2 separate regions of the Homo sapiens genome follow, and region 2 is linked to region 1. Evidence: chromatin loops called from intact Hi-C (ENCODE). Cell type or tissue: heart left ventricle. All regions are shown on one strand. Links, peaks and the distances in the headings refer to the core of each region. The heading gives the core; the rest is flanking DNA.

Evidence for each region. Hi-C counts contacts between places; a loop is a spot of excess contacts. Peaks named below come from ENCODE experiments on the same cell type or tissue, not always from the same donor. Only the 100,000 strongest peaks of a DNase experiment are listed, where the experiment ranks them.
Region 2: it touches region 1 in a loop (2.1-fold over the local background); 4 of 110 quality-filtered maps call a loop at or near these places.

The regions. Positions count from the first base shown.
Region 1 is chr20:59,180,095-59,190,919 of GRCh38, reverse strand. All of the region lies in intron 1 of ZNF831 (zinc finger protein 831), which reads right to left. Among named protein-coding and RNA genes, the nearest start is that of ZNF831, 22 kb to the right of the region's middle. In heart left ventricle, for the core only: no CTCF peak of the experiment used is centred there; a DNase peak (open chromatin) is centred at 5,852.
Region 2 is chr20:59,101,987-59,112,811 of GRCh38, reverse strand. No RefSeq gene overlaps it. Among named protein-coding and RNA genes, the nearest start is that of ZNF831, 56 kb to the left of the region's middle. RefSeq lists an enhancer at 6,248-6,749. In heart left ventricle, for the core only: no CTCF peak of the experiment used is centred there; no DNase peak of the experiment used is centred there.

The DNA of each region.
Region 1 (10,825 bases), core at 1,199-9,198:
CTACCCTGCACCAAGCACTTCATCACCCAACGGAAGCCTGACAATCCCCTAAGGAATGTACTCTCATCCCAAGCGAGAGGAAGGTACTCTCATCCAAAAGGGAAAGCTGAGGCTCAGACAGCGAAGTAACTTGTCATGCAAGCTGACATGTGGCAAAGCGGGATTTGGACCCAGATCTGTCTGAATCCTGTCTCTTATTTAACATGCCATCTGCACAGGTCCATGGCAGGTTTGCCACCATCATCCCCTGGCACCAGCACAGTGCCACATGCAGAGACACTCAGAAAGTGTGCTGACTTCATGAAAAAGTCATGCAGCTTGTTCAAGGTCCTCGAAGTTCACAGTGATTCCGTGCACTTGCACAAATCCCTTTTCTTCTCTGGGACTGTTTCCAGATCTGCAAAATGGGCAAGGAATCAGGGCCTTCCCACTCTGAGGTTCTGAGTCTCTGCTGCAGGATGAAGACAGCAAGAAAAAAAACTGACGCAAGGAAAGGCTTGCCAGATTTATCAAACAAAAATCCAAGACTCCCAGTTAAATTTGATAAACAATGCATAGTTCTTTAGTGGGAGTATGTCCCAAATATTGCATGAGAATTACTTTTGGTATAAGTATGTCCCAAATCTCACACGTGCCATGCTTATACGGAAACACTGAGCGCTGCTTATCTGAAATTCCAATGTGGCTGGGCATCCTGTATTTGATCTGGTGACACCACTAGGAAAAGGAGCACTTCCTCAGCCTCAAGACAAGACTTAGGTCTCTGCTCAAAGGTGGGGCTTCCAAAGCCCCTCCAGACTGAGTTAGGACAAAACTGGTTCCCTCTAAGCCAGGAGGAGTAGCTTGGCAAATCCTAGGGGAGGGAGCAAGAGAGGTCCAGCTATGCTCTTCACATCACAAAGGAAAAGCCAGATGCAAGAAGGAAATTCTGGACAGGCCTGTGACTAGAGAATCAGGGGTCCCCAGATCCTTTTTCCACAGATACCCATCACCAAGGAGCTCCATAAGCACATTTCACCCATCCCCAGCTCCGTTCCCCAAGAAAACAACCACATTCCAGCCGTTAGCAGTAAGGGGTTCTAAGCAGGGTGTGGCGGAAGTAGTAGCACAGCTGGACATGGTGGCTCACGCCTGTAATCCCAGCACTTTGGGAGGCCGAGGCGGGCGGATCACCTGAGGTCAGGAGTTCAAGACCAGCCTGTCCAACACGGTGAAACCCCGTCTCTACTAAAAATACAAAATTAGCCGGGCATGGTGGCAGGAGCCTGTAATCCCAGCTACTCAGGAGGATACGGCAGGAGAATTGCTAGAATCCTGGAGGTGGAGGTTCCAGTGAGCCAATATCGCACCACTGCACTCCAGCCTGGGTGAGAAAGTGAAACTCTGTCTCAAAAAATATATAAATAAAAATTTAAAAATAATAAAAAACATAGAAGTAGCAGCACATTGAGCTGGCTCATACCACTCATACTGGCTCAAGAGAGCTGATTGTTAAATTTTCAAAAATTGCGCAAGCCAGCTGTGAAACACAGCCCTAATTAAAAGATACGTTACATAAACTTACAATCAAATAATGTTAAAAACAAATAAATGACAACTGGATAACTTAAAATTGATTACAGTCTCAAATGTAAGCACTAAAGTTATAAAACTCTTAGAAGACAAAGGATTAAAACCTCATGACTTTTTTGGATTTAGCAATGGATTTTTTTATTTTTTTATTTTTTTATTTTTTTTTTGAGATGGCGTCCTGCTGTGTTGCCCAGGCTGGAGTGCAGTGGTGCGATCTCAGCTCACTGCAACCTCTGCCTCCTGGATTCAAGCTATTCTCTTGCCTCGGCCTCCTGAGTAGCTGGGATTACAGGTGTGCGCCACCATGCCCAGCTAATTTTTGTATTTTTAGTAGAGACCAGGTTTCACCATGTTGACCAGGCTGGTCTCGAACTCCTGACTTCGGGTGATCCACTGGCCTCAGCCTCCCAAAGTGCTGGGATTATAGGCATGAGCCACCACACCCGGCTGCAATGGATTTTAAAATATGACACCAAAAGTACATGCAGCAAAAGAAAAATAAATTTGACTTCAAAATCTAAAACTTTGGTTCATCAAAGGATACTTTCAAGAAAGTGAAAAAACAGTCCACGGAATGGGAGAAAATATTTGCAAATTATATGCATGATATATCCAGAATATACAAAGAACTCTTACAATGCAATAACAAAAGACAACCCAATTTATTTATTTATTTATTTATTTATTTATTGAGATGGAGTCTCACTCTGTCGCCCAGGCTGGAATGCAGTGGCATGATCTCAGCTCACTGCAACCTCCGCCTCCCGTGTTCAAGCGATTCTCATGCCTCAGCCGCCTGAGTAGCTGGGACTACAGGCGTGCACCACCACACCCAGATAATTTTTGTAACAACCCAATTTAAAAATGAGCAGAGGACTTGAATAGATTTTTTTTCTCCAAATGCCCAAAAAGCACATAAAAAGATGCTTCATCCCATCAGCTATTAGGAAAATGTAAATCAAAACCACAATGAGATAGGACTTCACACCAACCATGGCTATGGTAAATAATAATAATAAACTAATAAGCAATAAAATAACAAGTGTTGGTGAGGATGTGGAGAATTTAGAACCCATAAACACGACTGGTGGGGATATAAAATGATGCAGCCACTTTAAAAACAACTGGGTAGTTCCTCAAAAAGTTAAACATGTATTACCATAGGATCCAGCAATTCTACGTCTAGGTATATACCCCAAAGAATTGAAAACAGGTATTCAAACAAAAATTTGTACGTGCATGTTCACAGTAGCTTTATTCAAAATAGTCAAAAGAGAGAAATGACAGAAATGTCCATCAGCTGATGAGTGGATAGACAAACGGCAATATACAGTACCGTAGAATCGTAATCAGCCATAAAAAGCAACAAAGTGCTTGCACATGCTACAACATGGATGCACCTTGAAAACGTCATGCTGCATGAAAGAAGCCAGACACAAAATATCACGTGTTTTATAATTGCATTTGTATGAAGAAACTGGAATAGACAAACTCACGGAAACAGAAAACAAATTATAGTGGTTGCCAGAGGAGGGGGAGAATGGGGAATGAGGCTTTAACTGGGTACAACGTTTCCTTCTGGGGTGATGAAAATGTTCTGGAACCAGACAGAGGTGGTAGTTTGTAAAACTATGAATGTACTAAGTGCCATAGAATTGTTCACTTTCAAATAGTTAAAATGGTGAATTTAATGTTATGTGAATTTTACCTCAATTGTAAACAGGTACTGTCTCAATTTTTTTTTTAAAGTATTGTCTTCATTGAGCAAAGGTACTCAATTTTTTAAAAGTACTTTGGGCTGCTATAACAAAAATACCCTAGATTGGGTGGCTTAAATGACAAATATTTATTTCACACAGCTCTGGAGACGGGAAGTTCAAGATCAAGTTTAAGTCCAAGACAGGTTCAGTGCCTGGTGAGGGCCTGCATCCTGGTACCTAGATGGCCGTCTTCTTGCTGCCCCCTCACATCACGGAAAGACCAGTGGAGCTCTCTGGGGTCCCCTTTATAAGGCACTCATTCCACTCATGAGGGCTCCACGTCATGACCTGACCACCTCCCAAAGGACCCACCTCCTAATACCATCACATGGGGAGTGAGGATTTTACATGTAGATTTGGAGCTGGGGGGAAGAAACATCCAGTTCACACCAGCTCCTACATACTCAGAGCTCACCACTGCTAAGGATTCTATGGCATCTTCCATTCTCAGGGATCTTGGGGCCATTTATGTGGGATGTGCTGGTGTGGTGGGAACGCTTCCTGGCAGTGTGGAACGTCACACCTCTGGCTCTTCCCAACCTCAGCATCAGTAGCATCATGTTCACAGCTTGAACTGGCCACAGTGGAAGCACTGACACCACAAAAATCAGCAAATGCTACAAGTCAGTCCTTTTTTTTTTTTTTCATCCTGAAAGCCAGTCTCAACATTTACCAGCACATCACTGAGCAGAAGGGAGGACCCAGAAGACCATTGCACCCACTCTCTGTCCCTCTCCTAAACCTCTGGTCTCATTATGAACCTCACCACACTAGGCCATCTGCAAGAGCCCCTGGCTTCAAAACAATCTGAGACGTTCTAATTGTTTAAGGAAAGATGTAAAGGCAGGAATCTTTAGAGATTAACAGGTAGCTGCCAGAACGGATAAGAGCTAATAGGAATGGAAGATAAAGGCTTACCTCAAGACGCTGCAACCTTTCTACTAGCTGAGAATTTCAGGAACCTCCCCAGGAGACCAGTAGGCCTGAATTTCTGTCTCTGCTTAACCATCTTGCTAGAGGGTGGCCCTGAGACTGTTTCCTCATCTCTAAGAACAGTGGCATTGGGGCAGAGCCACCAGGAGGTTCAGATGAAATAAGTTATGTGAAAACACCAAGTGCTGTGCCCAGCACAGAGTAAGCGCTCCATTTATTTCAGTTTTCAATTATACGCCATAATATTTTGAACTATTAACTACCGGTTCCTCCCCCACCCTGTCTTCCTCCTACCCTTGTCTCTTCCCCCATCCGTCAGCTCAGCAGTCTCCATGCATCGCCTCTAGCAAGGGATGCTGTCTCGGGGTGGGTTCCTGAGAAAAGGATTCCATTCCCAAGTATTTTATTTGGGAGGTGATCCCAGGAAACACTTGTAAGGAAATGGGAAGGCTGGGGGTGAAGGAGGCTACAAAATGTCCAGCAAGTCCCCACTGTGGGTGACTGGAGCTTAATCCCACTGGGGGACACCAGGAGATCATGTAGAACATGCACCCCAGGGGCAAGTGAGCTGCCTGCATCGGGACTGCCTGTGGGAGCAGCCATGTCCTGGCATTTCCAGCTGCACGCATGAATGCACGGGGTAGGCTCTGTGGCCACAGGGAGCCATCAGACACAGAAGCACTGCCTGCAGTTGGCTCTTAAATGCTGAGTCGGAGAATAGGTGAGCAGGGCTTCTGTCTTCCTGTGGCAGAAACTCAGTAAAGGCGTTTTAATTCCAAAAGCCCCAAACCCTAAGGAAACTGGATGAGTACAAGCCTCCTGTCCTGATCCCCCGGTTATAATGGTCATGGGTGGGGAGGTCACGGAAGGGAGGAAGGGAGAAATAAGTCCGTCCAGCTCCTGCCTCAGTGGCAATTCCTGCTCCATTCCCCAGGGCAGTCTGGAAAGAGGGGTGCCAGGACACAGAGCATCAACAGCCCGGAGTGTGCGTCCAGGCAGGAGGACGAGGCACACGCAGAGCTCTCGCTGCAGGACGAATTTCAGAGCACCCAGAAAGGCCCTGAAGTGACTGGGAAAATGGGGCCAAATTGAGGGGGTTGTCACCCGAGGGGTGTCTCAGTGGGGGCCTGCCTGGGGAGCTGAGGGCTGAGTATCATGTGCCCCCCAAAAACTTTAGCCCAACCTGGGGGTAGGGGGAGGAGGAAAAGGAGCCCAGAACTGACTCTCATAGGGTGGGAGGCTTGGGGCTTCAAAGTAGAAATGCCAGGAAAAGAGCGCTATGTTTCCGACACACCTGCCACGATGATCATTTTGTGCTCTCTGCAGCCTGTTCTGTGATCACTGCGAAATTGACGCCTTTGAGTAACAGCTGATCCCTGCTGGCAAGATGACAGCTGACTAACACCTTCCTCGAGGGAGATGACGCTTTTCTCAGGAAAACCTCAAAAAGCTGCAGATAATTTTGCTCACTCTGAATCAAGGAGATGGCAAGTCCTATTGTCCCCATTGGACTGATGGGGAAGCTGGGGGCCGGGGCTGGGAAAGCAGCTCGCTAGAAGGCTTACCTCTTTGAGCGAGGGAAGGGTCCGGGACAGCCCCTTGGTCACCTGGACTGAATGCCAAGCCCTCACCCTGTTGCCATCCCCAGGCTCCCACACGCAGGGAACTTGGCGCATCCCTCATCTGCCGCGTGTGCAGCTCCCCACCTCCTCCCAATTCCCCCCCACAAACAGTTATATCTTTTGGCGCAAATGTGCAGCTTTATGGAGGAGAGGGGAACAAAGAGGTGGGAGAAACTTGAAGAGAAGAAGTGACAATTTCCCAAGCCCTCCTTTGCAAAAGCAAACCACAAATGAGCCTGGGCAAAGAGAGAACATGAAAATGCCATAAGTAGGTTTTTAGAATTTACATTTAGGGCCCCGAAAGAGAAGGCCATGGAGAAGCATATTGGATACGTTTAGCAGATAGAACTTGGGTACTAAGATGGCTGGTGTAGTTACAAGTTTCCCAAACTTCCGTTCATCCTGGACCACCATCACCCACTCCGCCACGTATGGGGACCACTTACGCTGTTACTCAGTCCCCACCCTACCTGTGTAGAGCCTCATGCCTAGAACACCATTGCTTTAAAAGGGATGCATGCAATGTGAATGCACTTCATGCCACTGAACTGTATGCTTCACAATGGTGAAAGTGTTATATTTTATGTATGTTGTATCGCAATTTTCAGAAAGTAAAAAAAAAGGGGGGAGGGAGGAAGAGGAACTATATCATTGCCCAGTGAGTTGAAAACTGACATTCACACAAAAACCTGCACACTGATGTAAACATCAGCATTGTAATTGCAAAAACCTGGACGTGAGCAAGATGTCCTTCAGTAAACATCAGTAAACACACATCCAGACAATGGAATATTATTCATCGATAAAAAGAAATAAGCTAGCAAATAAGCTGGCAAGCCACAGAAAGACAGAGAGGAAACTTAAATGCATGTTCCTAAGTGAAAGAAGCCAATCTGAAAAGACTTTGTCTTGTGTGGTTCCAACTGTATGACCTTCTGGAAAAGGCAAAACTATGGAGACAGTGAAAAGGTCAGGGGTTGCCAGGGGTTGGGGGAGGAGGGGATGAAGAGGTGGGTGGAGTGAAAGGGATTGTTCTGATCCTGTAATACCAAATACTTGCCACTATACATTTGTCAAAACTCATGGAACATGCAATACCAAGAGAGAACCCTAGTGTAGACTATGGACTTTGGTGTCTCTCAGTGGGTTCACCAGTTGCAACCAATGCACCACCCTCATTTGCAAGATGCTCACAACAGGGAAAACAGTGGGGACACAGGCTGAAAGAGGTGGATGGGAGGTCTCTGTACTTTCTCCTCATTTTTCTGCAAACCTAAAACTACTCTTAAAAATTGTCTATTAACTTCGAAAATTGTTTTAAATCAAAACAGTTTTTTAAAAGAGATGTGAAAAGATAGTTATCCTCATCAGCCAAGAAATGCAAGGTATAAACCATGATGTCATGTTTTGCCTACTGCAGGAACGAGGGGGCCAAAAGAAATAAATACTTGTAATAATTGGGCATAAAAGCGGGCGGTGGGGATACTGAATCAATCATCACCAAAAAGAGAAGATCAATTTTCCCTACGAACCATTAACATAAATACCTATTAAAATTTTTCAAATATGTATCTGTAGGCCACCATGCATGCTCTCGCACACCTGAGTGGTATGGTCCTCTACTTTGAAAAGCACCTGCCTAACTTACAGTCTTCACCTGATACACCCTTGGTGTAGACCCTGTACCTGCAAGGCTGCAGCAACATGCTCCCTAGTCCACTAGCACCCAGCTAGGCTTGCCCAAAGGGAGGTGCTGGCAAGTCCAGGCAGGAGGGTAAGGTCAGGCCTGGCTCCAAGGTGGCCTTTGTCCCTCTACTCAGGGACAGACTTTCGTTAGGTGGCCCTCTCTAGGTCCAACCACGGTTCCCACGTTGGCCTCTCATGCCTGGAGTGGGTAACACTCCCCCACTGCTGCCAGCCCTCAGGTGCCCCAACTTCCCAGAACCAGGCCCACACTTGGTAAATGGCCCCACATTGAAACCCCTCTCAGTCGCCCACCCACTTGAATGTGCATCTAGGCCAGCCAGGACCCAAAGGGAAATTACAACTTACCTTATGTGCGCAGGTGAATGTTCCCAGAGAGCAAGAGCAGCCCTAACTTTTGTCAGATTCTAGAAGGGTCTGGAAGGGTCTCTGAGGGTGAGAATAGCTGGTTAGAAACAACGCCTCCCTAAAAGCAGGGGAGGCTGCCCACTTCCTGTCAGGGCCAAACACATGTTAGTTCCCACTATGACTTCACCCAAATTCATTCTGTTTAGTGACAAAATATGTTTTGCCTAAACAATTATGATAAAGGAGCAGGCCAGAAGAGAGTTTACAAACAAACACACAGTGTGCAGAAAGCTTAGGCAAGTTGGAGGAGAGGAGTGTCCCCTGCAATTGCCTAATTTTCATACACAAATTACGTGGTTTCCCTGTAGATGGTCAATCGGTTGCAGATGTGTGGAAGGAGAAGCTTGATGTCAGGTTGGCTTTGGCAAGAGGGAGGGCCTGCCAGCTGCGCTCAGCCATCCCCGTCCCCTGTCTTCTTGGTGGAAGAAGAAAAAAGCCTGGGTTTGAGTTCTGGTTTTGCCACTTACCCCCTCCCTGTGAAGCTCAGCAAGTTCCCTAACCTCAGGATTTTCATTTGTAAAATGTGGATAACGAGGATTAAACAGATGCTACCTATAAGCACTGATCACAGCATAATGCAAAATGGGAAAAATCTGCTGAAAATTATTCAGCTAATTTTCTCTTTTTCTTTTTCCCAAGCCCATCAGTATTACCTTGATCTGCCTGAGACATCTTCTGCCTAAGCTTTGCAGGTTCACAGCACAGGGAGCTGACCTTTATGTGACACCATGTCCAGGCCACAGGCCCAAGGTCTACACATGCCCTAAGCCATCTAATCCACGCAGCAGGGAGGTGCTGTTATTAATCTAACAAGAGGAATAAGGCGCTGAGAGATGGAGGGATTCACCCAAGATCAAGGAGTTGAGAAGTATATTCCTTCCAGTGAAGAAAGACAGAGAGAACAGGGAAGCCTGGGCTGGCATGCAGAATAAGATTGGCATAAAGGACCTCTTCAAGGAGAACTACAAACCACTGCTCAAGGAAATAGGAGAGGACACAAACAAATGGAAAAACATTCCATGCTCATGGAAAGGAAAAATTAATATCATGAAGATGGCCATACTGCCCAAAGTAATTTATAGATTCAATGTTATTCCCATCAAGCTACCAGTGACTTTCTTCACAGAATGAGAAAAACTATACTACAAGGCTACAGTAACCAAAACAGCATGGTACTGGTACCAAAACAGATATATAGACCAAGGGAACAGAACAGAGACCTCAGAAATAACACCACACATCTACAACCATCTGATCTTCGACAAACCTGACAAAAATAAGCAATGGGGAAAGGATTCCCTATTTATTAAATGGTGCTGGGAAAACTGGCTAGCCATATGCAAAAAGCAGAAACTGGACCCCTTCCTTACACATTATACAAAAATTAAGATGGATTAAAGACTTAAATGTAAAACCCAAAACCATAAAAACCCTAGAAGAAAACCTAGGCAATACCATTCAGGACACAGGCATGGGCAAAGACTTTATGACTAAAACACCAAAAGCAATTGCAACAAAAGCCAAAATTGACAAATGGGATCTAATCAAACTAAAGAGCTTCTGCACAACAACAGAAGCTATCATCAGGGTGAACAGGCAACCTACAGAATGGGAGAAAATTTTTGCAAGCTACTCATCTGACAAAGGTCTAATATCTAGAATCTACAAGGAACTTAGACAAATTTACAAGAGGAAAACAACCCCATCAAAAAGTGGGCGAAGGATATGAACAGATACTTCTCAAAAGAAAACAATTTATGCGGCCAACAAACATATGAAAAAAAGATCATCATCACTGGTCATTAGAGAAATGCAAATCAAAACCACAATGAGATACCATCTCGTGCCAGTTAGAATGGCAATTATTAAAAAGTCAGGAAACAACACATGCTGACAAGGCTGTGGAGAAATAGGAATGCTTTTACACTGTTGGTGGGAGTGTAAATTAGTTCAACCATTGTGGAAGACAATGTGGCGATTCCTCAAGGATCTGGAACCAGAAATACCATTTGACCCAGCGATCCCATGACTGGGTATATACCCAAAGGATTATAAATCATTCTACTATAAAGATACATTCACACATATGTTTATTGCAGCACTATTTACAATAGCAAAGACTTGGAACCAACCCAAATGCCCATCAGTGATAGACTGGATAAAGAAAATGTGGCACATATACACCATGGAATAGTATGCAGCCATAAAAAAGAATGAGTTCATGTCCTTTGCAGGGACATGGATGAAGCTGGAAGCCATCATTCTCAGCAAACTAACACAGGAACAGAAAACCAAACACTGCATGTTCTCACTCATAAGTGGGAGTTGAACAATGAGAACACATGTACACAGGGAGGGGAACATCACACACCAGAGCCTGTCGTGGGGTTGCCGGGGGGGAAGGGGAGGGAGACCATTAGGACAAATATCTAACGCATGCAGGGCTTAAAACCTAGATGACAAGTTGATGTGTGTAGCAAACCACCATGGCACATGTATACCTATGTAACAAGCCTGCACGTTCTGCACATGTATCCCAGAACTTTTAAAGTAAAATAAAAAATAAAAAAGATTTCTCATAAGATGATCATCTGTGCTTGAGCCTGGGAGCTTGAGACCAGCCTGGGCAACATAGTGAGACCCCCATCTCTACAAAAAATAAATAATTAGGCAGGCATGGTGGTACACGCCTGTGGTCCCAGCTACTCAGGAGGTTGAGGTGGGAAAACCGCTTGAACTGAGGAGGTTGAGGCTACGGTGAGCTAGGATCACACCACTGCACTCCAGCCTGGGTGAGAGTGACACTCTGTCTCAAAATAAAATAAA
Region 2 (10,825 bases), core at 1,103-9,102, 78 kb after region 1:
CTCTCCTTCCCCACCTTAGGTCATTTCTCCTGTAGCAAGTTTCACATTCTGAATTTAGCTGGTTGCTTCCTTGTAGTGCCATTTCACTTGTTCTCCTATTCCCCACATTTCTGAAGACTGGTAGTAAGCACTAGAGAGATTCAAGCTAGATTCAAGTTCAAGTTTCTTTAAGAATATACGCGGTGCTGCGTACTTACTATTGTATCCCATCAGGAGGTGCGTAATGTTGGAATACCTCACTTCTAATGATGCTAAGATTGATAAGTGGGTTTAAGTGCTGTTAGCCTGGTTCATCCCCCTTAGATCTCCCCATTCTCTCCACTGGCTTTGTAGCTAATGGTTTCAGCAGCATCCAGGATTGTTGCCTAGATGTGTTATTTCATTAGGGATAGCAAACAGTGATAATTCTACTATTCCTTCTTCTTCCTCTTGTTTTTTGAAACAGGGTCTCACTCTGTTTCACTCCAGCCAGGCTGGTCTCACTCCAAACCAGGCTGAAGTGCAGTGGTGCAATCACAGCCCACTGCAGCCTCAACCTCCTGGCCTCAGGTGATCCTCCCACGTCAGCCTCCTGAGTAGCTGGGACTACAGGTGCATGCCACCACACCCAGCTCCTTTTTGTATTTTTTGTAGAGACAGGGTTTTGCCATATTGCCCAGACTGGTCTAGAACTCCTGGACTCAAGTGATCAGCTCACCTCAGCCTCCCAAAGTGCTGGGATTACAGCTGTGAGCCACCACACCCGGCCTCCTTCATTTATTTTACAAAGAACTTTCCCTCATCACCTTTTTACCACAAAATACAGTTGGCACAATAAGGCAGTATAAAAGCTTATTTCTTTGCTTATAAATTTTCAGAATAAGTTAGTGCCTTATCAATGTTCAGGAGCAACCAAAGAGTTGTTTTCTCATTATCACTTTGGCAATAATTGATTTGCTTCAAACAATTGCAATCATTATTCTTTTTTATTGTTCAAGTTGACCCCTCTTTGCCAGTGGAAGCCCATGGTGTTAGCTCCTACTTCCTTTTGACATGATTCCATTAATCTTTTATAGCTTTCTTGCTTTCTGGCAGAACAAAAATTCACATGTCCAACTTGCATAGGTCCTGCTCCAGACCTGGAACTGGCTATTTCTCTAAGGAACTCTGGTTCATTTTGTGGAAAATGATATTTAGAGACCATAATCTGGACATGTGATTGCTAAACACTACTGGGTTAGTCATTTCCAGGACTTTTCCATGGACAGAGTTAAAAAATACGTAAAGGATTGTCTGAGCTTCATCAGTGACAAGTTAAAAAAAAAAAAAAAAAGAAATATGTAAGGGGCTTTTGTTGTTGTTGTTTTAGAAAGGGAAAGGTAACTCATGAATTTATACTGATACATTTTATTTAAATTTTAAGATTTTAGGGCTTTATTGAACATCTTTGGATTTTATATGTACATATATTTACTTTTATACTGAAAATTTGGTTCCTAAAGTTATTAACATAATTTCCACTTACTTTAACCTACATTATCATATAATAGTTTCAAAACAGCAATGCCAATATTATTACTTAAAATAAGGCTTTTGAATACTAGTTAAGATTTTTTTTTACAGTTCCCTTGGTCTTAAGGATTATTCTCCCAGGGATAAACAGTTCAAATACTGTGTTTAAAAGTCATTTGAAATAATTTTTTGTGTGTGCAATTGAGCACCATTTTAACATTCACCTAGATTCACTTATTACAATTTGTTTTCAATTTTTAAGTGTTGCTATTTTTTAATTTTCATGTTTAACTATGTGAAATATGTACAGGGCTCCAAAGCCAATTCTATAAAATGAGGTACCTTCTCACATGTCTCTTTCATGTCTGCCTCCTTCACCCAATTTCCTCCCCCCATCTAGGTATCCATGTTAAGTAATTTTTTGGTTTATCTTTTCATTCTTTTATAAAAATTCTTTATATACATTCATATTTTAAAATATATTGTAATATATTAATGTATTTAAAATATATTTAATGTTTTAAATATTATTTATTTAAATATATTAAATATTTATAAATATATATTTATATATTAAGTATATATTTAAAATGTATTCTAATATATATTTAAAAGAATAAAACATATTCTTACATAGAGAATAGAATATATATATGTTCTCCCCTCGTTACACAAAAGGAGACTACTATTAATGCTATCCTACACCAGGTTTTTTCCCAATTAACGATATACACTGGAAGCTACTCCATATAAATATATGAAGATATTCATCACTTTTTTTTACAACTGTATAGTACCCTACTGTTTGGATTTACCATAGTTTACTCAGCTTGTCCACTATTGATGGACATTTGGTCATTTCCTACCTTTCTCTCTTACACATAATACATTAAGAGTTGTTGTGTCTTATGAGAAAAATGCACATTTTTATTACTTAGCTATGGTTGAACTAAAGGATGCCAGTGGGAAGAACTATTCCCATTTTCCCATGAAAATTCACTATTTGGAGAAATTAGAGAGGTGACAAAAGAATGGCAGCTGGCTTTTGGGAGGCAACAGCTCAGACTTTAGAATCAGTAAGACCTGAGTTCAAATCCTGACCCCACCATGTCCCAGCTATAGGGTTCTGAGCAGGTGACGTTACCTTTCTCATCTTTGAGTACAGCAACTGTAAAATGGGGAATTATAGGACTATCTACTTCGTGCTAGTATTTTCTGTCAAGAGTAAATGAGATATCCCACATATAGCCTTGACCACATAGTAAGTGCTTTGTACATTTAGCTATAATTTCCAGCATCATTTTTTTTCCTAATTTTTGAATCTTTCATCACAAAACGAGGAGGGCCCAGATGAATAAGGGGGCTGTTCTAAGCAAGGGAAAGGCAGACACCCCTGACATGCAATTGGGATCAACATCTCACCCCCCTCAGCTGGCTGAAAAGGTTCAGGTAGGGAAGTAATAGGTCAATGGCTAAGTGTTCCCCAAAGAGAATTTACTCACTCTGCTCTTATTTTAGAAGTAGAAACACCATCACCACCTTCTTTATTCCTGCAGAAATAGGTCTAAATAAAGACTGACCTTGTCCTGCAGTTTCTTGGCTTGCAAAAATCACTGGTCATCTCCAGTCCTCCACACCCCTTCCTCGGCTAACCAGTCAAAGCCAAAATCCTGAGTTAATGGGGGCAGATGTCTGTCCCTGACTTAATTCCAGGCCAAGCCACACTCACTCAGAGCCCAGTGGAGCCTGTTCACCCACAACCCTGACCTCAGAGCAGTTGTGAAGCTCCAGCTCAGGAACATGTAACTTTCCAAGAAAGAAAGTTGGTTCCTGCCAAGAAAGAACATCAAGTTGTCCCCTCAACTGACCTCCAGGAGTACTGGCATGGAGCTGTGGTCATGAGGAGATGCTGGCCCAAGCCAAAGGAAAACGTGTTTCCATTGGTTCGCATGATCCTGCAAAATGCCTCTAGGGCTTTGAGCAGGGCCTTTGGAGCCTTCAAGGTCACCACACAATCAAGAAGCCACCATGGGCACAGCAGTGTCCCAGGCTCAACAGTGCAACAAGAATATAGTCATTCATACAGGGAAAGGGTCTTGTTGATTGAATCCCCAACGTCAGGTGACCCCTAAGTAATTAGTCCAAGCCAGGCCTTACCAGCAACTGGTTGACAAAAGGACATGTGACCTAGCCTGACATGGCTGGGGAAGTCTGGGAAATATCCCCTCTACAAATGCTTATCTGAAATGGAAGCTGCCATCTTGCTTCCTGACCGAAGTTGAAGCTAACACATCCTGGAGGGCATGAGCAAAGCTAAGGCCCTAACTCCGAAGCCTGGAGCTGACCCACCTATGGACTTCCTGTTGGCCAAGAAGATAAATTCCCTTACAATTTCAGCCAATTTAAGGATTTCTGTTACTTAAAGTCAGGGGTCAGGGAGAGGAACAAAGTAAGAGTTCCCTGCCCTCTGACACACGAGGAATTCAGACAAGGAAGCAGGCAACTACCATTTAGCTACTATGCTGTGAAGGAGGGGATGCTTTCAGTGCTCACAAGCTAAGCTGAAACCTTATAAAGAGACAGTTAATTTCCTAGCCATTCGCCTTGATATCTATGTTTGGTTGGATAGTGCCCCTCCAAAATTCATGTTCTTCCTGGAACCTCAGAATGTGACCTTATTTGGAAAGAGGGTTATTGCAGATGTAATTAGTTAAGGTTACATAGAAGTAGGGGAGGCCCTAATCTAATATGATTTGCATCCTTATCAGAAGAGAAGATACAAGACACACAGGGGAGAGGGTCAGGTGCCAATGGAGGCAGAGATTGGAGTGGCACAGCCGTAAGCACAGGAGCAGCAGGTGTTGCTGGCAGCCTCCAGCAGCTGGGAGACAGGTCTGGAGCAGACCCTTCCCCACAGCCTTCAGAGGGAGCACAGCCCTGCCTACACCTTGATTTCAGACTTCCAGCCTCCAGAACTGCAAAGGAAACCATTTCCGTTGTTCTAAGCCTCCCAGTTTGTGGCCATTTGTTAGGGATGCCCTGGGAAATGAATACAGCTCCTTCTTTAACAGACCACATTTTTTTAAAGAAAAACTGATACATTTAATCATAATTTAAAATATCAATCCTTCAAAAGACATCAGTAAGAAAATGAATAGGCAAGTCATAGACTCATAGAAAATGTCTATACTATACCTGTCTGATTCAGGAACAATTAAGGGATTATTATGAATTTGTAATAAAAAGACAGCCCAATAAAAATAGGTAAATGTCTCGAACAGAACCTTCACAAAAGGAAGTACATGAATGGTCAAAAAGTACATCAAAATGTGCTCAACATCATTAGGTTACAGGAAAATAAAAATTAAAACCACAGTGTTATACAATTTTATAGACACTAGAGTGAATACAATTTTAAAAATTGACAGCACTGGCTGGGCATGGAGGCTCATGCCTGTAATCCCAGCACTTTGGGAGGCCAAGGCAGGCGGATCACTTGAGGCCATGAGTTCGACACCAGCCTAACCAACATGATGAAACCCCATCTCCACTAAAAAATACAAAAATTAGCCAGGCATGGGGGCGCACGCCTATCATCCGAACTACTCGGGAGGCTGAAGCGGGAGAATCACTGGAACCCGGGAGGCAGAGGTTGTAGTGAGCCAGGATTGTGCCACTGCACGCCTGCCTGGGCGACAGAGCGAGAGTCTGTCTCAAAAAAAAAAAAAAAAAAAAAATGACAGCAGTAAATACTGGCTAAGATGTGGGCCAAGTACACCTCCCACATATTGCTGGTGGGGATGTAAAATAACACAACCATGTTGGGAGAACTCTTCTGGATATATTGTGAGGCAAAGACAAGCAAGATGGAGAAAAGGATGTACAATATGCTCCATTTATTTTTTAAAAGGTAGTAAAGTCATAAAAATCTATTTTACAAAATGCCATGAATGGGACATGAGAAGCTCCACTTCTCTGAATATACTTTGCAGAACCATATTTAGAGTAATGGGAGGAAGAAAGGACTATGTGCTCAGCTGAAAAAGGAAAAACTACATTTCCCAGCTCTCCCTGCAGAGCTGTGCCACAGTTCTGGCAGATGAGAGGTAAGCAGCAGCGGCCAGGTGGATGGACCTCAAGGTAACCTCCTTAAAAGACGCTTGTGGTCCTTGCGGGTTTGCCCCCTACCTTTCCTCTTCTTCCTGCCTGAGTCCAAAACTTGATGGTTGGAGCCGCAGCGGACATCTTGCAACACAGAAAGGCGGGGGAAAGGTCAGGAATGTTGCAAAGCCCTTGGACCAGGTGTCTGCACACCATCCTCAACTGTCTACCCTCAGACTTCTTTTTGCGAGAGAAAAAAGTCAACCCCTATCTTGCTGAAGTTTCTCCTATTTGGATCTTCTGTGACACGCAATCAGCTGAGTCCCTAACAGACACCCACCCGACAGATGAGTAAGAGTCACGTCAATGACCAGAGAAGAGAACATGTCTTGGGCAGAAGATGCTGTGTGTGCAGAGTCCCAGATTCAGACAGTAGCCTGATGCATTCGACCAAGGTGTTCAGATGGTGGCACAGGATGGAAAAGACATGTTGAAGAGGGATGAGAGCCAGAGAGGACAGCAAGGATCAGACAGGGGAGGGTGGGATAGTCACTGGCAGGGCCCTAACTCTTCAACTGGGAGGCTCAGCGCTCTCCAGCCAACCGCCATGCCTTTCTTCATCCCAGGGCAGGGAGAATCCAGAACCAAGATTCCACATTTGCCCATTGTGGTTTTGTCCTTAATGGTAAGCATGGGAACTTTCAAAGCAGAAGCTGGATCCCTGTTTTGTGAATTGAGTTGAATTATGGTGTAGAAGGAATTATGATGTAGAATGTGGCTCTAGGGTTTGAACTCAAGGAAAACATCCTCCTCTTCAGAATAAGGGATGGGTGGGGGGCTGATCTTACCTCCTAAGAAGTCAAATGCATCACTGAGGTATCCCTGTTGACCTGCAGATAAAAAGAAGCTCACTGCAATTAGGGCAATTAGGGAATTGAGCTGCTAGACAAAGAGAGTGAATATTCTGGGCCACAGCAAATTCACCTTAGACCTGAAATCTGATCTCGCTGTCTCTGAGGTTTCCAAGCGGTAACTTGGCTCCCTCACCCTGCTCAGTCTGATCCTCAAAACCCCAGGAAAATAACAATAACCAAAAAGGGAGGAAAAAAATAAACGAAGAAACAAATCAAATGAAACTATAACAGGTTTGTGATAAGATCCAGAGAGAAGCTGAGGCCAGGAGAGAGCAAAAGCCCTTAACAAATCATAAATGGCCAGCTGCTCTTGATAAGCCAGCCATCCAAGAAGCCATGTCCATCCACCAGTTTCGAGTTCTCAGCTCTCCAAAAATTAAATCTCTGCACCAAACCTATATCCTGGCAGCCACAAGTGTGGGCCAAAGGACATCCACCTTCACCCAGTTGGGATCACGTGGCTAAGTCAAGAGGCCTGCCAAGAGCTGTGCATGGAAGGACAGGATCACAGGAATGGCCAGAGCCATGATGCCCCGGGGAAGAATGCTGGAGAACTCTAGGGCTTTCCACATCAGAGAGTCCCCTGGGAAGGGCAGTGGGAGGCTGGTGAGAGAAGAATGAACCTTCCCTCCCCTAAGCACTTTCCAACGCAAGGGCAGCCCCAGCCTGCTGTTTTCCCAGTGAGCTTTGCTGCCTTTTTATTTCATTATAATAGCCTCCTGAAGAAAACACATACAAATATAATGCTCTTGGTTAGGACTGAGTTAGACATTATCCTGCAGAATATTATAATAAAGGCAGGGATTATTTATATGCTAAAGAAAAGTTCAAAATTATTATATTCATCACCGCAGGTAACTTCGGTAAGACATGATTGGCAGGTTGGTTTCATTTTTCATCAAGACCAAGTGGATGTTGCAGAAAGGAGAGGCTGCTGCCCTGTAACAGAAAGGCACAAGACTGGGGCAGGAAGTCTCTGGAACTGTCTCTCGACCTTGGCAAAGTGGACATTTGTTGTGGGGCCATCCCATGCACTGCAGGGTGTTCGGCAGCATCCCTGACCTTCATTCCCTGAATGCCTATGACATCCTCTCCAAAGCTGTGACAACCAAAAATGTCCCTAGACATTGCCAGATGTGCCCTGGAGGGCAGAATCAGCCCCATGGAGGACCACTGACTTAGAAGAAGCCAGCTCTGTTATGTACAAGCAGCCTAACCTTTAGCAAATCCCTTCCCCTCTCAGCCTCAAGTTCCCCATCTGAAAAGAGCCCCATGTCTGCCCAGCTGGCTCTGAACTTTCGAGAAGGTCAAATGAGGTCATCACGGGAAATTGCTTTTAAACCTCTGAAGTTCTGTATCTATAGAGGTTGGGAGGTCTGTCACTTGCTACCTGAAAAGTTTTTAATATCTATAGTTACTCATTTTTATCCTGAGTGCAAACTTGGGTTCCTAGAGCAGAGCTCAAACTGACTACTCACAGCAGTAACTGTGCTGATTTCCCGTGCCCCGTGTCCTACAGGGACCCACTGAGAACCAGCTGTCACCCTTCATGGACAGGATCTGTATGGCAGGAGAAGAACCCCAAAATTATGAATCTAGGAGCTTATACATGACAGCTTATGGACCTCTCCCATCCTGAGAGAGAAAGAGACAGAGAACCCTTTGCTCCCCAATGTCTTAAGGCCCTTTGGAATATAAATAATTCATTTAGGAAGAGGAAGTGGGAGGGCCCTATCCCAGGATGAATATATTTGGCTCACTCCTGGAATGGAAGCCCACGGCTCTAGGTCTAACACCCTTTAACTTCCAAAGTTTGTTCATCAGCCCAGGTGCCAGTAATGTTGCCTTAGACAGTTCAAATGACACAGAAACGAAAACACTTGCTTCTTCATACCAAAGCCAAAAATCTGGATATTTTCTTTGGTTCGTTCCTCTCCATCATCCCCTCCACCCCATCCCATTCTACCTCAAGGCATGTTTTGTATCTGTCTGTCTTGCTTTGTCTCCTGACACTTCCTTAGTTGGGGGCACGACCTGCGACAGCATCCCTGATGTCTTGCTAACTCCTCTCCACCCTGACTCCATTGGCTAACAAAAGTCACGTTGCTTCTCTATTGAACATTTTCTGTGACTCCCCAGCACCTCATCATTGACCAAGCATGCAAGGAGTGCACCAAAGGTGCCACTCAAGATGGTTTTGGGTAGTGCACAGATAAACATTTTTAATTTTAATTTTTCCAATTGCTACTTTCATGGCAGGTAAGCCTGGTCTTCCATTTACAGCTATACTACAATGCTTCCTTCTGAAAATACATGCATTTATTTTCTAAATGCTAAAAGGTGAATTTAAATAGAAACTTTAAATAAATAATTGAATGGGAAGATTTTAATTTCTGCAAATATGGTAAAAATGTATGAAAGACAGAAGCTTGGGGATCACTGACCTACAGTTAAGAGTGACAACATCTTTGCCTATGAAAGCTTCTTCATGCCTATGGGAGATGCCTTCCTTCCTCCCTGATTTCATCACCCGTCACTGCTCTTTCACTGCAACTGCTATCCTCTACCACACACACCCTTCCCTTTGGACAAGAGAATGTTTAGGGAGTTCTTTTACTTGATAAGCTCTCCACCTCCCTATTTTATTAAAATGGGCTTCCAGGGAAATTTATGCAAACAGTATGTATCACTACCTAAAATTTTAAGTATCTTATGCTTCTTGGTTCATTGACTGTCTCTTCACTAAAATCTAAGTGCAGTGTCAGCAGACACCAGGCCTGTTTCCCCCACTGTATCTGAGTATCTAGAAGCATGCCTGGCACAGAAGAGATATTCATTCAATGTTGAATCCGATTAGACTATAGCTCCCAAACATGTCAGTCTGCTTTCCATGAGTATGACAATCACAGCAACATTTCCTCTGCCCAGAACACTCTCTTCCTTACCTTCCTGGTAAACTCCTACTCATTCTTCAAAACACTTCTCAGACATCACCTCCTCTATAAAACTTCAGAGTTAGGTGTACCCTTCTCTTTCTCCCTAACACCGTGAGTATACTGATAACAACAACAACACCATCACGGTTTTTCAAGTAGTGATGATTCATGAAGCATTGAGCTAAGCACATTACATTTGATAACTCATGTAATCCCCACAAGGAAACTGGAACTATGAATATCCTCATTTTACAGAGGAGGAAACCACGGCTTAGACAGGTTAAATCACATGACCAAGACCACAAAGACATTAAGTGGTACAACAAGGATTTGAACCTACAGAATCAGGCTCTGGTACCGACAGAGGCAACTGGTTTTCCACACACTGGCCATGGTCAATATTGTACTGCAGGGTAATCATGGTTTACTTCTTTGGGTTCTTTACACAACAGGAAACTCCCAGCAGGAAGGAGCCTTGTGTTACTTCATTCTGTAGCCTTATTGCAGAAGATGTAAGGAGGTTGGAGTGACAACTTTCAAGCTAACAACAAATACAAAGCTGGACAAACTGAAAAATCAAACTCTTAGATCCATAAGAGAAGTGAGGTGAAAGAGCAAAGTGCTGCCCTCAAAACTGGGGAGTCAGACAGGCAGATACAGAAATGTCAACCTATTGGAGCAGATACCTATAAGCAGAAACCTCTACCATGGGAACCAATACTAGAAATCCTGAACTGTATGTGACAAATTGCTAGAGACTCAGTGTAGACAAGTCTGAGAGTAAAGAACTCCAGAAGGACCCAAACTTTTATGAGTTTTACCTCCAAGAGCTGGACCAGTTTCTCACAGTCAAGAGTGGAGAAAAATCCCCTTATGTTTCCATCAGGGGAAGGAAAAAAGTAAACATTTAAAATACTCTAGAGCATTATGTTCTTCTTAACAAGGTCTGCCCTCAAGAGAAACTATTTAACCAGAGCCTAACAAGCTAGGGTCTTATCAGAGCCTAACTGACCTGCGGGAAGGGATATAACCAACTCCAGCCAACTCTAGCCTTCCACGTGGGAGAAGGGAAACACCCAACTCCAACTGGCTCTAGTCCCCACAGGGAGAAAGGGAAATACCCAACTCCGGCACGTTCTAGCCATCCTGTCCCATATAAGGGAGACCAAAAAAAAAAAAAACAAGAAACACTTGAGAAGCTCACAGTCCCAGGGCACAGGCTCACTAGAAGACTATGGCCTAATCAGAAAAGTACAGAAGGCTTCCCCTCCCCGTAGCTTACCACCACAGTACTAAAGGCCTATTTATAGCACTGCCTTTTACCCAGTACATCATGTCCAGCTACCAAGAAAAATTACAAGGCATACTAAAAGGCAAAAAAAA